2 separate regions of the Homo sapiens genome follow, and region 2 is linked to region 1. Evidence: read pairs that join two places in POLR2A ChIA-PET (ENCODE). Cell type or tissue: Caco-2. All regions are shown on one strand. Each heading gives the region's core, and the rest is flanking DNA. Links, peaks and the distances in the headings are about the cores only.

What was found. ChIA-PET counts read pairs that join two places held together with the same protein. Peaks named below come from ENCODE experiments on the same cell type or tissue, not always from the same donor. Only the 100,000 strongest peaks of a DNase experiment are listed, where the experiment ranks them.
Region 2: POLR2A ChIA-PET joins it to region 1 with 6 read pairs; 6 of 35 experiments call an interaction of 5 or more read pairs at or near these places.

The regions. Positions count from the first base shown.
Region 1 is chr1:155,693,372-155,701,843 of GRCh38, reverse strand. The region is part of intron 1 of DAP3 (death associated protein 3); the gene reads right to left. LOC124904431 (a long non-coding RNA gene) reads left to right here and starts at 1,427. Exons shown (of 2, transcript XR_007066649.1): 1 at 1,427-1,495; 2 at 2,831-8,472. In Caco-2, for the core only: no CTCF peak of the experiment used is centred there; a DNase peak (open chromatin) is centred at 2,543; H3K4me3 peaks cover 187 bases.
Region 2 is chr1:155,839,708-155,845,717 of GRCh38, reverse strand. All of the region lies in intron 2 of GON4L (gon-4 like), which reads left to right. It also overlaps the pseudogene PSMD7P3. Among named protein-coding and RNA genes, the nearest start is that of GON4L, 15 kb to the left of the region's middle. In Caco-2, for the core only: no CTCF peak of the experiment used is centred there; no DNase peak of the experiment used is centred there.

The DNA.
Region 1 (8,472 bases), core at 1-5,000:
AAGGGTTGTGAAAACACAAGGATCCAGTGTGGTTGAAGCTTTAGAACTAAGAAAACCATTCCTTTTTCTATCAAACAGCCTGGCAGGGGAACAGTTTTGCCCCTTGCCCTGAGCCCTGTCATTTGTTTTGATCATTTTCTTTTTTTTTTTTTTTTAATTTATTTTTTTATTGATAATTCTTGGGTGTTTCTCACAGAGGGGGATTTGGCAGGGTCATGGGACAATAGTGGAGGGAAGGTCAGCAGATAAACAAGTGAACAAAGGTCTCTGGTTTTCCTAGGCAGAGGACCCTGCGGCCTTCCGCAGTGTTTGTGTCCCTGATTACTTGAGATTAGGGATTGGTGATGACTCTTAACGAGCATGCTGCCTTCAAGCATCTGTTTAACAAAGCACATCTTGCACCGCCCTTAATCCATTTAACCCTGAGTGGACACAGCACATGTTTCAGAGAGCACAGGGTTGAGGGTAAGGTCACAGATCAACAGGATCCCAAGGCAGAGGAATTTTTCTTAGTGCAGAACAAAATGAAAAGTCTCCCATGTCTACTTCTTTCTACACAGACACGGCAACCATCCGATTTCTCAATCTTTTCCCCACCTTTCCCGCCTTTCTATTCCACAAAGCCGCCATTGTCATCCTGGCCCGTTCTCAATGAGCTGTTGGGCACACCTCCCAGACGGGGTGGTGGCCGGGCAGAGGGGCTACTCACTTCCCAGTAGGGGCGGCCGGGCAGAGGCGCCCCTCACCTCCCGGACGGGGCGGCTGGCCAGGCAGGGGGGCTGACCCCCCCCCACCTCCCTCCCGGAGGGGGCGGCTGGCCGGGCGGGGGGCTGACCCCCCCACCTCCCTCCCGGACGGGGCGGCTGGCCGGGCAGAGGGGCTCCTCACTTCCCAGTAGGGGCGGCCGGGCAGAGGCGCCCCTCACCTCCCGGACGGGACGGGGCGGCTGGCCGGGCGGAGGGCTGACCCCCCCACCTCCCTCCCGGACAGGGCGGCTGGCCGGGCAGAGGGGCTCCTCACTTCCCAGTAGGGGCGGCCGGGCAGAGGCACCCCTCACCTCCCAGACGGCGCGGCTGGCTGGGCGGAGGGCTGACCCCCCCACCTCCCTCCCGGACGGGGCGGCTGGCCGGGTTGGGGGGCTGACCCCCCCATCTCCCTCCCGGACGGGGTGGCTGGCCGGGCTGAGGGGCTCCTCACTTCCCAGTAGGGGCGGCCGGGCCGAGGCGCCCCTCACCTCCCGGACGGGGCGGCTGGCCGGGCGGGGGGCTGACCCCCCACCTCCCTCCCGGATGGGGCGGCTGGCCGGGCGGGGGGCTGACCGCCCCCCCCACCTCCCTCAAGTTTTCTAATTTTCTACAGAGAAAGTAAATCTTCATTATCATGTGTTATGCAATGGTTTCTTAACTATAACATCAAAAGCACAAGCAAAAAAACTAAAAATGGAGAATTGAATTTTATCCAAATCAGACACTTGTACTTCAAGGGATACCATCAAGTAAGTGAAAGACAGCCCACAGAATGGGAGAAAATATTTGCAAATCACATAGAACTTAACTTATATCCATAATATATAAAGAACTCTTACAACTTAACAATAAAGTCAACTCAAGGCTGGGTGCAGTGGCTCATGCCTGTAATCCCAGCACTTTGGGAGGCCAAGGCGGGCAGATCATGAAGTCAAGAGATTGAGACCATCCTGGCCAACATGGTGAAACCCTGTCTCTACCAAAAATACCAAAATTAACTGGGCGTGGTGGTGCACGCCTATAGTCCCAGCTAGAGGGGAGGCTGAGGCAGGAGAATCACTTGAACCCAGGAGGTGGAGGCTGCAGTGAGCCAAGATCATGCCACTGCACTCCAGCCTGGCGACAGAGCGAGACTCCATCTCAAAAAAAAGAAAGGCAACTCAATTTAAAAATAGGCAAAAGGGTCAGGTGCAGTGGCTCACACCTGTAATTCTCACACTTCGGGAGGCTGAGACGGGAGGACTGCTTAATTCCAGGAGTTTGAGACCAGCCTGGGCAACATAATGAGACCTTGTCCTCTACCAAAAATTTAAAAAATTAGCCAGGTGTGGTGGTGTGAGCCTGTGGTCCTAGCTACTTGGGAGGCTAAAGTGGGAGGATCACCTGGGCCTGGGAGCTTGAGGCTGCAGTGAGCTATGATCACACCACTGCACTCCAGCCCAGGTAACAGAGTAAGACCCTGCCTCAAATTAAAAAAATGAAAAGGAAAAATATTTGAGTAGGCATTTCTCCAGAGTAGTTATACAAATGGCCCATAAGCACCTGAAAAGATGTTTAACATTACTAGTCATTAAGCGTTGGGAAAAAGGCTCATGGGGTGCCTGCATAAACTGGCCATAAAAATATGGGACAATAAGTTGTGGAAAGCCACAAGAGGACTCTGAGGAGGAAAGTCTTCTGATCACCATTATGTTCCCATGCTCTGAGCACAACCTGCTCTCTTATCTATAAACACTGTGCTCAAGAAGAAAGACGCTCCTCTGAAGCATTGGAATGTGGCTAGATATGCAGGCTCCTAGTTAAGCCCACTCCCACCAGCTAACTAAAGATATGCTGCTTGAGCACAAAGGAGATTCACTTAAACCGCCTCTGCTACACATTACGTGTATGACGTACTGCCTCCCTTTCACAGTTTTGCCCTGAACATCTGCTTCTTAGATCTAAGTGATTATACTCAATAAATAGTGTAGAGACCAGAACTCTGGGCCTTTTGCAGCCTCCATTTTGCAACTGGCCCCCTGGCTCCCACCTTTATGAACTCTTAACCTGTCTCTTCTCATTCCTTTGTCGCCACCGGACTTCAGGTACCCTACGGATGGTGTTGAGGCTGGTCCCCTACATTCTGGTGCCCAACATGAGGCCCGAAAGAATCCAGTGAAGGCATGCTCAAGCGTGTGAAATGGAGGACCGACAGACAAAGGACTCCCAAAGACGAAAAAGTTTTAAGCTCCGCAGGTGAGCGGGGCACTTGGAGAAAGCTAGGGACACAAATGGGACAAACTGAAAGTAAGTACGCCATGTATTTGAGCTTGCTATGGCAGCTCTTGAAGCGTAGTGGTGTAAAAGTTGATACAAAAAATCTTATGGATTTGTTTTATGCTGTGGAACAATTTTGCCCTTGGTTCCCGGAACAGAGAACTTTGGAATTGAAAGATTGGGAAAGAATTGGAAAGGACCTTAAAAGAGCACAAAGAAAGGGAAAGGAAATTCCTTTGCCTGTTTGGTCAGTTTGGTCATTGGTGTGTACAGCACTGGAGGCTTTTCAGATAGATGATGAGGCTGAGTCAGAGGAGAGAGAGGAGTTTAATGATCAGGACTCTGAACCACCCCTACCAAGTACTAATAAAAAGGGAGAGTCCAGAGTGTTGCAGGAAGTCAGGGACCCCAAACAGAGGGACCGGCTGAAGCCATGGCAGAAGAACATAAATTGTGAAGATTTCATGGACATTTGTTAGTTCCCTAAATTAATACTTTTATAATTTCTTACACCTGTCTTTACTGTAATCTCTGAACATAAATTGTGAAGATTTCATGGACATTTATCACCTCCCCAATCAATACTCTTATAATTTCCTATGCCTGTCTTTACTTTAATCTCTTAATCCCGTCATCTTCGTAAGCTGGGGATGTATATCGCCTGAGGACCCTGTGATGATTGCATTACCTGTACAAATTGTTTGTAAAGCATTTGTGTTTGAATAATGTGAAATCTGGGCACCTTGAAAAGAACAGGATAACAACGATTTTCGGGGAACAAGGGAGATAACCATAAAGTCTGACTGCCTGTGGGGCCAGGCAGAACAGAGTCATATTTCTCTTCTTTCAGAAAGCGAATAGGAGAAATATCGCTGAATTCTTTTCTCAGCAAGGAATAACCCTGGGAAAACGAATGCATTCCCAGGGAGACATCTGTAAAATCGCTGCTCTGGGAGTGTCTGTCTTATGCAGTTGGAGATAAGGGATGAAATATGCCCTGGTCTCCTGCAGCACCCTCAGGCTTGCTAGGATTAGGAAATTCCAGCCTGGCGAATTCTAGTCAGATCGGTTGTCTGCTCTCGAACCCTGTTTCCTGTTAAGATGTTTATCAATATCAACGTCCAATGTGCCCAGCGGGACATGGACCTTCATCAGTAATTCTAGTTTCGCCCTGGCCTTGTGATCTCGCTCTGCCTCTCTGCCTTTGTGATATTTTACTGCCTCTGAAGCATGTGACCTCTGTGACCCACTCCCTATTCGTACACCCCTCCCCTTTTGAAATCCATAATAAAAACTTGCTGGTTTTGCGGCTCAGGGGCATCATGGAACCTGCTGAAATGTGATGTCACCCCCGGAGACCCAGCTGTAGAATTTCTCTTTTGCACTCTTTCTCTTTATTTCTCAGACTGGCACACTTACGGAAAATAGAACCTATGTTGAAATATTGGGGGCTGGTTCCCCCGATACCGGAGGTGATTTCTACCAATCCCCCCGGTCTCCCTAAACCTACACAGAAAATTGTTCAGCCCGCAGCTTCTTCAGAGAAATGTCCGGAATGGCCACCTCCTCCTCAGCTGAGTGAGTGCAGGGGGAGGGAGCCTGAAACTCAGCTTGCCGCACCCATTACTGCCCAACCTGCAGTTCACTATGGTGAAGAAGCAATTCAGGCTCACCCTGCAGCATCCTGTCTGGGTCGAACAGTGGCCGCTCCCTCAGAAAAACTTGGGGGCGTTCCATGAAATAGTTAAAAAACTACTAGAAAAAGGATATATTTCACCCACTTTCTCTCCTTGGAATTCCCCAGTATATGTAATTTTAAAAAAAGTATGGTAGATGGTGCATGCTGACCGACTTGCAAGAGGTCAACGCTGTAATGCAACCAATGGGAGCTTTACAACCAGGGCTCCCATCCCCCACCATGCTCCCTAAAGACTGGCTGCTTGTTATTATAGATTTAAAAGACTGCTTCTTTACAATTCCTTTGGCAGAGACAGATTTTGAAAAATTTGCCTTTACTATCCCTGCCATTAATAACAAAGAACCTGCAGCCAGATATCATTGGAAGGTTTTACCCCAAGGTATGTTAAACAGTTCCACAGTTTGTCAAACTTTTGTAGGCAAAGCTATCCAGCTAGTTAGAGATCAATTTCCAGATTGTTACATCATTCATTATATGGATGACATACTATGTGCAACAAAAAATAGAGACCAACTTATTCAATGTTATTCATCTTTGCAAAAGGCAATTACAAATGCTGGATTGCTTATAACACCTGACAAAATTCAAACAACTCTTCCTTTTCAATATTTGGGGATACAAGTACAAGATAGAGCCATTAAGCCTCAAAAGGTTCAAATCAGAAAAGATTCTTTAAAAACCTTAAATGATTTTCAAAAATTGTTAGGAGACATTAATTGGATTCAGCCCACCTTAGGAATTTCTACTTATGCTATGTCTAATATTTTCTAAATATTGAGGGGAGATTGCAACTTACACCATAAAAGAGAATTAACACCCAAGGCCATGAATGAGTTAAGAGTAATTGAAAAAAAAAAATTCAGCAAGCCCAGGTTAGTAGGATTGACTCAGTCTTGCCTTTTCAATTCATTGTGTTCCCTACTTCACACTCCTCAATGAGGGTTATTGTTCAAAATAATGATTTGGTTGAATGGTCTTTTTTGCCATATAATACCATGAAAACACTTACAGTCTATGTAGATCAGATCACAATTTTAATTGGACAGGCTCATATGCAAATTGTTAAACTTTATGGCACTGAGCCCAATAAGATTATAGTTCCAATAAATAAAAGTCACATTAAGCAGGCATTTATTAACTCAGTTACATGGCAAGTTAATTTAGCAGAATTTATTGAATGTATTGATAATCATCATCCTAAAAATAAAATTTTCCAGTTCTTAAAATTAACTACATAGGTTCTTCCGAAAATTACTCGTGATGCCCCTTTGGAAGGAGCCATGATTGTTTTTACTGATGGCTCCAGTACTGGGAAAGCGGCATATGTGGGACCTTGTGGTAAAGTTATCCACACTAACTCTTCCTCAGTCCAAAGAGCTAAATTACAGGCAATGATTGCAGTATTAGAAGATTTTAATCAGCCAGTTAATACTGTTTCAGATTCAGCTTATGTTGTATAAGCTACTCAGCATATTGAAACTGCCTTAATTAAATATATTATTGATAAACAGCTTTATCAATTGTTCAACTCTTTACAAACAGCTGTGTGTGCTCGGGATTTTCCTTTCTATATAACTCATATCCGAGCACATACCAATCTTCCAGGACCCTTGACTGAGGCTAATGAGCAAGCTGACTTGTTGGTTTCCCCCATACTTACTGATGCCCAGACTTTCCACTCATTAACACACCTTAATGTAACAGGACTTACAAACAACTATCAAATTATGTGGAAACAGGCCAAGGACATTGTACAACATCGTCCTCAGTGCCAGGTACTGCAACTACCGTATCAAGGAACTGGTGTTAACCCTCGAGGGTTGGCACCTAACATGATCTGGCAAATGGACGTCACCCACATTCCTGCATTTGGCAAACTTTCTTATGTCCATGTGACCATAGATACATATTCTCATTTATATGGTCTACTTGCCAAACCAGCCAGACTACAACACATATAAAAAGACACTTGCTTTCCTGTTTTACTGTCATGGGAATTCCACAAAAATTAAAAACAGACAACAGACCAGGCTACTGTAGTAGATCTTTCCAAACATTTTTAAAACAACAGAGCATTGAACACAGTACGGTTATCCCCTATAATTCTCAAAGGCAAGCGATTGTTGAGCGAGCCAACTGAACCTTAAAAATGCAATTACATAAAAAGAAAATAGGGGGAGATAGGGAATATTCCACCCCTCATATGCAGTTACAATTGGCTCTTGTTACCTTAAATTTTTTGAACATCTTCCGCAATCAGGTTACTATAGCAGCTGAAGAGCATTTAACAGGACAGAAGGTAAATGTTCATGAAGGAAAACCTGTGTGGTGGAAGGACTTTAAAACAAAGACCTGGGAAAAAGAGAGATATAACATGGGGAAGAGGGTTTGTTTGTATTTCCCCAGAAGAAAACCAGCTTCCAGTTTGGGTACCTACAAGACATCTTAAATTCTACCATGAGCAAATTTCCAAAGAAGAGAAAAGGATTTTGGAACCAAGATCTCCACTCCCAGCACGCCTGATGGCTCGAATGAACATTTCAGCCAACCAGATGAAGACCAACAAAACCCATCAAGCGAGCCCACCAACTTGGGGACAGATCAAGAGGCTGACCCACCTTGCAGAAGAAAACCTGAAAACACAACAAAAACCACTAACCTCGAGTAACCTGATGGTAGCTATGATTGCGGTAATTACCATGGTGGTAAGTCTCCCTGTGGCTACAGCAGACCAAAATTATACCTATTGGGCATACGTCCCATTTCCACCTTTAATTAGGCCTGTCACATGGTTGGAACCCCCGGTTGAGGCTTATGTTAATAATAGTGTTTGGATGCCTGAGCCTACAGATACTCAAGGGCCCTCTCACCCAGAGGAGGAAGGAATGTTAATAAATATGTCCATGGGTTATCAGTTCCCCTCCTCTTTGCATAGGGCCAGCTGTCGGTTGCCTAAAAGGCTACGGACAACATTGGCTAGTTAAAATTTCAGGTCATAATCAAAGACCAGTATCCTATCATTTATTTTCTGGATGGAGCCCGGATCATCCACAGAGTTCAGTTCAACTGTAACAGTTTAAGCCCAGAAAAGAGAGGTGTCAACAACCTCAACAACAGTCAAATGATTTAGAAATATTGATTTGAAAGGATTGTATCTCTTTTTTTTTCTTTCTTTTTTTTTGAGAGGGAGTTTTGCTCTTGTTGCACAGGCTGGAGTGCAATGGCGCAATCTCAGCTCACTGCAACCTCCGCCCCCCAAGTTCAAGGGATTCTCCTGCCTCAGCCTCCCAAGTAGCTGCGATTACAGGCATGTGCCACCACACCCTGCTAATTTTGTATTTTTAGTAGAGAGGGGGTTTCTCCATGTTGGCCAGACTGGTCTCGAACTCCCGACCTCAGGTGATCTGCCGGCCTCGGCCTCCCAAAGTGCTGGGATTACAGGCGTGAGCCACCACTCCCGGCCAGGATTGCATCTCTGATCACGCTGTGGTACTTCAAAATAATTCCTATGGAATTGTCACTGATTGGTCCCCTAAGGGGACCTTTGCAGTTAATTGTACCAATCAGAATGATAGATACAAGACAGGACTAAAACAGGAACTATACTGTCAAAGAGATGACACTATTTACACTGAAAAACATGCCCAGTTTCCCATAATTTCAACCAATTTTGGTATAGCCGGCCCACATCCAAAAATGATTAATCCAATAATAGGCCCTGAACATCCCAAATTATGGAAGGTAATGATGGCCCAATCTCATATTCAGGTT
Region 2 (6,010 bases), core at 1-5,000, 140 kb before region 1:
GGCAGTATCTTTTCATGATTTCATTGAAGGCAGTGTCATTCTTGTGTAGTTTAGGGCCTATGTGGTACCACTCAACTATTCTTTCCCTGGCATTCACCCTCTTAAACATTCTGTATGTGTTTTTCAAATAATCGTGGGCTAAAAAACAATTATCTTTGTCATCTTCATTAAAAGGGACTGTAAAACTGCTGGATACATCAAGTACTTTCATTTGCCATGACCGCAAAAGCACATGAAGAATGCATTTCTGGTTTCCAACCTTGCTGATTCTGTTGAAATGATCCACCACATTGAGCAGTACCTGGGGGTGGACTACCACCTTCTGCACCACCAGGTCCAGCCTCATGATACACTCTGGCCACCAGGCCTGGCTCCCTGTGACCCACTGGAGTTTCTTTTAGCATGCAAATTCATTATAATTAGTGTATAATAAGCAGTGAGAGCAACCGAATGTCACTTTTGTTGCCATCTTGGTTGTAACTGGTTTTGGCTGCTTTCTTTGCTGCATCCTGTTTTGATCAGGGTTTTGTTCTTGTTTTGTTCAGCAGGCTCTCTGGCCAGTGCTTGGAAAACAAATCCTGCTTCTCTCCTACCTCACTCCCCCCACAGAGATTATATACTCCCCTTCAATCTTACAGGGTTTTAGAAGGGTGGAAGTCCATCTTCTGTGACTGCTTCCTGTTGATTTTATGGGCATTGGCCCTGCCTAGCACTGGAGGAGTAAAAATCTCTTGATGCCTCATCTAAGGGGTCAGAACAAGGATGTGTTGGAAGCCACTTGCTAGCATTATCTTCACATGGAAATTGTTGCAATCTAGAAGACACACACTACAAGGAGGCTAAAAGAGGCAGGGCCAAAGATTCATAGTTACAAGATAGCTGCTAGAGGTCCTAAAAAGAGTAGAAACCAGGTGAGACTTGGGAGGGTTTTTTTTGTTGTTGTTATTTTTTGGGTTTTTTGAGACAGGATCTCGCTCTGTCACCCAGGCTGGAGTGCAGTGGTGTGATCATGGCCCACTGCAGCTTTAACCTCCCAGGCTCAAGTGATCCTCCTGCCTTAGCCTCCTGAGTAGCTGGGACCACATGTGTTTGCCAGCAACACCCAGCTGATTTTTAAATGTTTTTATAGAGACACAGTCTCACTATGTTGCCCGGGCTGGTCTTGACTCCTGAGCTCAAGTGATCCTCCCACTTTAGCCTCCCAAAGTACTGGTATTACAGGCGTGAGCCACTCTGCCTGGCCAGGAGGGTGTTTTTTATGGTCAACCAGATATAGTTGGGGTCAGTTCCCTGGTTATATATATGTAACCAGGTGGCTTGCTCTTAGAACTTTTGAATGTTAACCTCAGCCTGTCCAGAGTTGTTAATATATGTGCAGTCGGTCTTATTGATAACAGTGCAGACTCTACCTTTTTCAGTCAGTAAACAATCCAAGACTAGTCTGTTGTCAGGGCTACAATTGCCAAAGAGTCCAGAGATTCCTGAATTTTTCTTAATGTCTGACTAGTGTTGGTGGCCAGAGATTCTAGGGCCTGAGTTATGTTTCTTAGCATTGACTTGTGGTATGCAAAGCCCCTGCCAAGGGGCCACCACCCCTATTGCTGCCCCAATTCCTGTAAAAATTAATCCTATTGCTCTTTTACTTCTTGTTTTTCTAGATTTTATGGGGTTATGAATGGATACCCCCTGAAGGGATAATGGTGGCCAAAATACATTCACTGGTGTTTCAAGTTTTTGATAAGCAAAATGGAAAGCTATTCCTAGAAGAATAAATGGTTCCCTACAGGGTTGGGAGTGGGTATGGGGTAGGATTTCTTCCCCTAAAGGTGAGCCCAGATGGGTCACAAATTGAATCCTTGCAAGTTATGCCGTCCATTTTTTATTGCCAAACTGGGTCTATAGAGATACCTTTTCCAGGTTCCAATGGGGGTGATTGAGTAGCCCTCGTTTTCCACCAGAGGGTGGTACCTCCATCTTCCCAAATTAAGCAGTCGTTTCTCCCTTGCATGTATTGGTCCTGGAGGAGGCACCATGTATAGTCTCCTTGTTTACCAGTGGGATCCCGTTTGCCCTCCCATGGCCTTGGGAATTTGGCTACTAGGGTTGGGTCAGAGCATCGTGGGGAATTTCTGTCTCTGTGTCATTGTCACAACAATTTGTGCAAAAGATAGTATCATTAGTACACTGGAGCTGTAGATACCCAACATCCTAGGTCCAGGTAATAGTAGGGGGTAGGAGGGTGGTTGGAGAGGAGTCAGGTCAATCTGTTAAGTGTGGGAGAGAGCTGTTTTATAAGTAGGGGCCTAGGTACCAAAGGAACACTATGGCCAATTAGGAGGTTTGGGGAGATGGCTGTGAGGTTTGCAGGGTGCACCAGAAGGTGATGCTCTCTATCCTGAGGGTGCTGATGACAGATTCTGCAATCATGCAGGCTATTTCCTGATGCTATAATTCTAGAAATGTTTACTATGGAGTTTTGTTCCCATTCCACAGCGAGTTAGATTGATTAGGAGCAGGGAGCAAGAAGAACAGGGACAACTGAGTATCACACTGGGCTTTAGGGTGGTCCCTATACTCAATAAGGACAAGTAAGGTGTTTCTCAGGAGGAGGTGGTTGCTACTTATCTGTCTTGTGAAATAGCAACTTTAAGTCTTCCAGAGGTTTGCAGGTGTAGGTCATGGTGTCCTCCTCTTGTGCCTGTAGGGATTCACCAAAAACAGGTTTGTTTAATCCGGGACAGGTGTACCTAGCTAGTGATTCCCCGAAGTTTAACAGCAGTGGGAGTGCTTAACAATACCTAATGGGGAGTGGGTGCCCTTCCATATTGGTTATATTATAATTGATCTTCAAGGAATCCTTCTTTCCAAGTTTTTTTTTTTTGAGATGAAGTCTTGCTCTGTTGCCTAGGCTGGAGTGCAGTGGTGCTATCTTGGCTCACTGCAACCTCCGCCTCCCGGGTTCAAGTGATTCCCCTGCCTCAGCCTTCTGAGTAGCTGGGACTACAGGCATGTGCCACTATGCCCAGCTAAATTTTTTGTATTTTACTAGACACAGGGTTTCACCATGTTGGCCAGGATGGTCTTGATTCCCTGACCTCGTGATCCACCCACCTCGGCCTCCCAAAGTGCTGGGATTATGGGTATGAGCCACTGGCCCGGCCCTTTCCAAGTTTTTTTTTTTTTTTTTTTTTTTTGAGATGGAGTCTCGCTCTGTCGCCCAGGCTGGAGTGCAGTGGCACGATCTCGGCTCACTGCAACCTCCACCTCCCGGGTTCACACCATTCTCCTGCCTCAGCCTCCTGAGTAGCTGGGACTACAGGTGCCTGCCACCATGCCCGGCTAATTTTTTGTATTTTTAGTAGAGACGAGGTTTCACCATGTTAGCCAGTAAGGTCTCCATCTCCTGATCTCGTAATCCACTCGCCTTGGCCTCCCAAAGTGCTGGGATTACAGGCGTGAGCCACCACCCCTGCCCCAAGTTTTTAATAGGACTAGGTGTCCTGGTTAAACAGGGAACAATCTTTTCCTTTGTGGGAAAGGGCAATACTTTATTTTCATATTCTTAGAGTGCCTTTTGAACCTGGTCTCTTAAGTTCCAAAGGGGAGCGGGGGGAAGGTATAGTGAGGCTTGTCCAACCCCTTGTTTCTTGTCATGGCCTGAATTAGTTTTTCAAGTTTCTTTTTTTTTTTGAGACGGAGTCTTGCTCTGTCACTCAGGCTGTAGTGCAGTGGCACGATCTCAGCTCACTGCAACAGCCGCCTTCCAGGTTCAAGTGATTCTCCTGCCTCAGGCTCCCAGGTAGTTGAGATTACAGGCGTTCGCCACCACGCCCAGCTACTTTTTGTATTTTTAGTAGAGATGGGGTTTCACCATGTTGGACAGGTTAGTCTCCAACTCCTAACCTCAGGTGATCTGTCTGCCTTGGCTTCCCAAAGTGCTGGGATTACAGGTGTGAGCCACTGCATCCAGCTGCCAGAGGCAATATTGCTGGCCAAGCTTTTATTTTGTTCCATACCAATGCTGAGGTGGTGTGCTACCTGCCCCAGGTCCCTCATGTCCCTTGGTGGGACGCTGATGGCCAAGGGACTTAGATTCAAGTGACTTATAGCCAATTAAACATTGTAGGCCAGATGGAAGTGGAGGTAGGCAGGCACTCATTATTATCTCTTAAAACCCCTTTTAAGCAATATAAGAGCCAAAACCAGAAGCCAAAAAATAAGGTTATAAAACTGACTTATCTATAAATTCTGTGCATTGAGCTATTGTAATCTTGGCTTGCAGCAATTAGGTTTACAAAACACAAACATTTTGTTCAGCTATTTAGGTATCTGTGTGCCTGTCCTTGATTTGGAAGGTCTGAATTAATTATATCCCTCAAAACCCAGCCCCTATAATCTCTCATGCCCACCTCTTCAGTAGTCCTTGGGCCTGGAGGAATTGAATAGTTTTAAATTCTGTAGATAAAACAACACATAAAGAATTAGCAATGTTTCAAACAAAAAAGTCATAAGCCCTGCCCTAGTTTTGAGAATGACAGGAAAGGAATCTTACAGGTACCTAAACATTTAAATTATTTAGTATCAAGGCATAGAATAAGTTATATTAATTCATATAGAGGCAAAATTATTAAATGAATACAAGCTTGTCCCTGTGTCTCATTAAAGCAGTTTACTTTTTTTTTGAGACTGAGTTTCACTCTTGTTGCCCAGGCCGGAGTGCCATGGCATGATCTTGGCTCACCGCAACCTCCGCCTCCCGGGTTCAAGCGATTCCCCTGCCTCAGCCTCCCGAGTAGCTGGGATTACAGGCATGTACTACCACGCCCAGCTAATTTTTGTGTATTTTTGATAGGGACGGGGTTTCTCCATGTTGGTCAGGCTGATCTTGAACTCCCGACCTCAGGTGATCCACCCACCTCAGCCTCCCAGAGTGCTGGGATTACAGGCGTGATCAACTGCGCCCGTCCTAAAGCAGTTTACTTTGCCCCTTTTGCCCAGGTCTAAAGACAAGGCTTTGGTTAACTTGAGTTTGGTGTTAGATCCTGGCAAGAGTTGGTGCCTTCTCTAGATGAGCTGTCTGTACCCAGGAGTCAAAGCCCTGTAACTCAAAAGCACATTGATTAGTTAATAGCACCCGATAAGGAACTTTTTAAAGGGCTGGCAGTGGTAATGCTGGAGTCCACAACCTGTCAGGAGGCTGTAAAAATATATCACAACCTTGCAGTGATTAGTTTTTATAGCTTTGATAAAGCCCAGCAACAAGCCAGACAATCAAGCTAGGATTCGATTCTGGGGGCATTTGTAAAAGATGTTAAAAAGCCCAAAATACTGTATTGACACAGAACCACAGGTTACTGTAAGTAATAGTTACTTATTTACCCAAAGTGGTAATCTCTCTGCAGTGTAATTGTCTCTCCTTATGGGAAGCCCACTTAACTAATCTTGAAGTTAAATTTGATGAAGAGAAAAATAATACTTGAATTTAATCGGACAAAGTATGTTCAAGGTTTTGAATATAGCAGGTGAACATGAAAAGTTTTCTGGTTACTCTGAAAATTTAGACATGTCAAGAAAAACCAAGAGTATAGAATCAAGTTATACTGGAGGAAAACATTGCTTTTATAGACCTCTAAGCTAAAATATTTCAGCATCTGACTGTAAAAACAGAACTGGAAGAGAAAAAGTTACAGCAACTGATGAAAAGGTTGAAGGAGAGACTAATGTCTCAGGCTTTCTCAAGGGGAGAAAAAGCTGAAAGCAGTGAGATAGAACAATTGAACTTATGAGATATGAATCTGAGAAATTTTCAAAAGAAACAAGTTATAGAATTGAAAAGCAAATTTTCTTGTAATTTCATTAAGAGCAAATCAATACCTTGAAACCCTTACTTTAACATAGGAGACCATTCTTTAGAAAGATTCCACTTTTAATTATAGCTAACTTAATCACATAAACAATTCTTTTTATAAATTCTCCTTTATAAATCTTATGACCTGCACAGACCATGTAT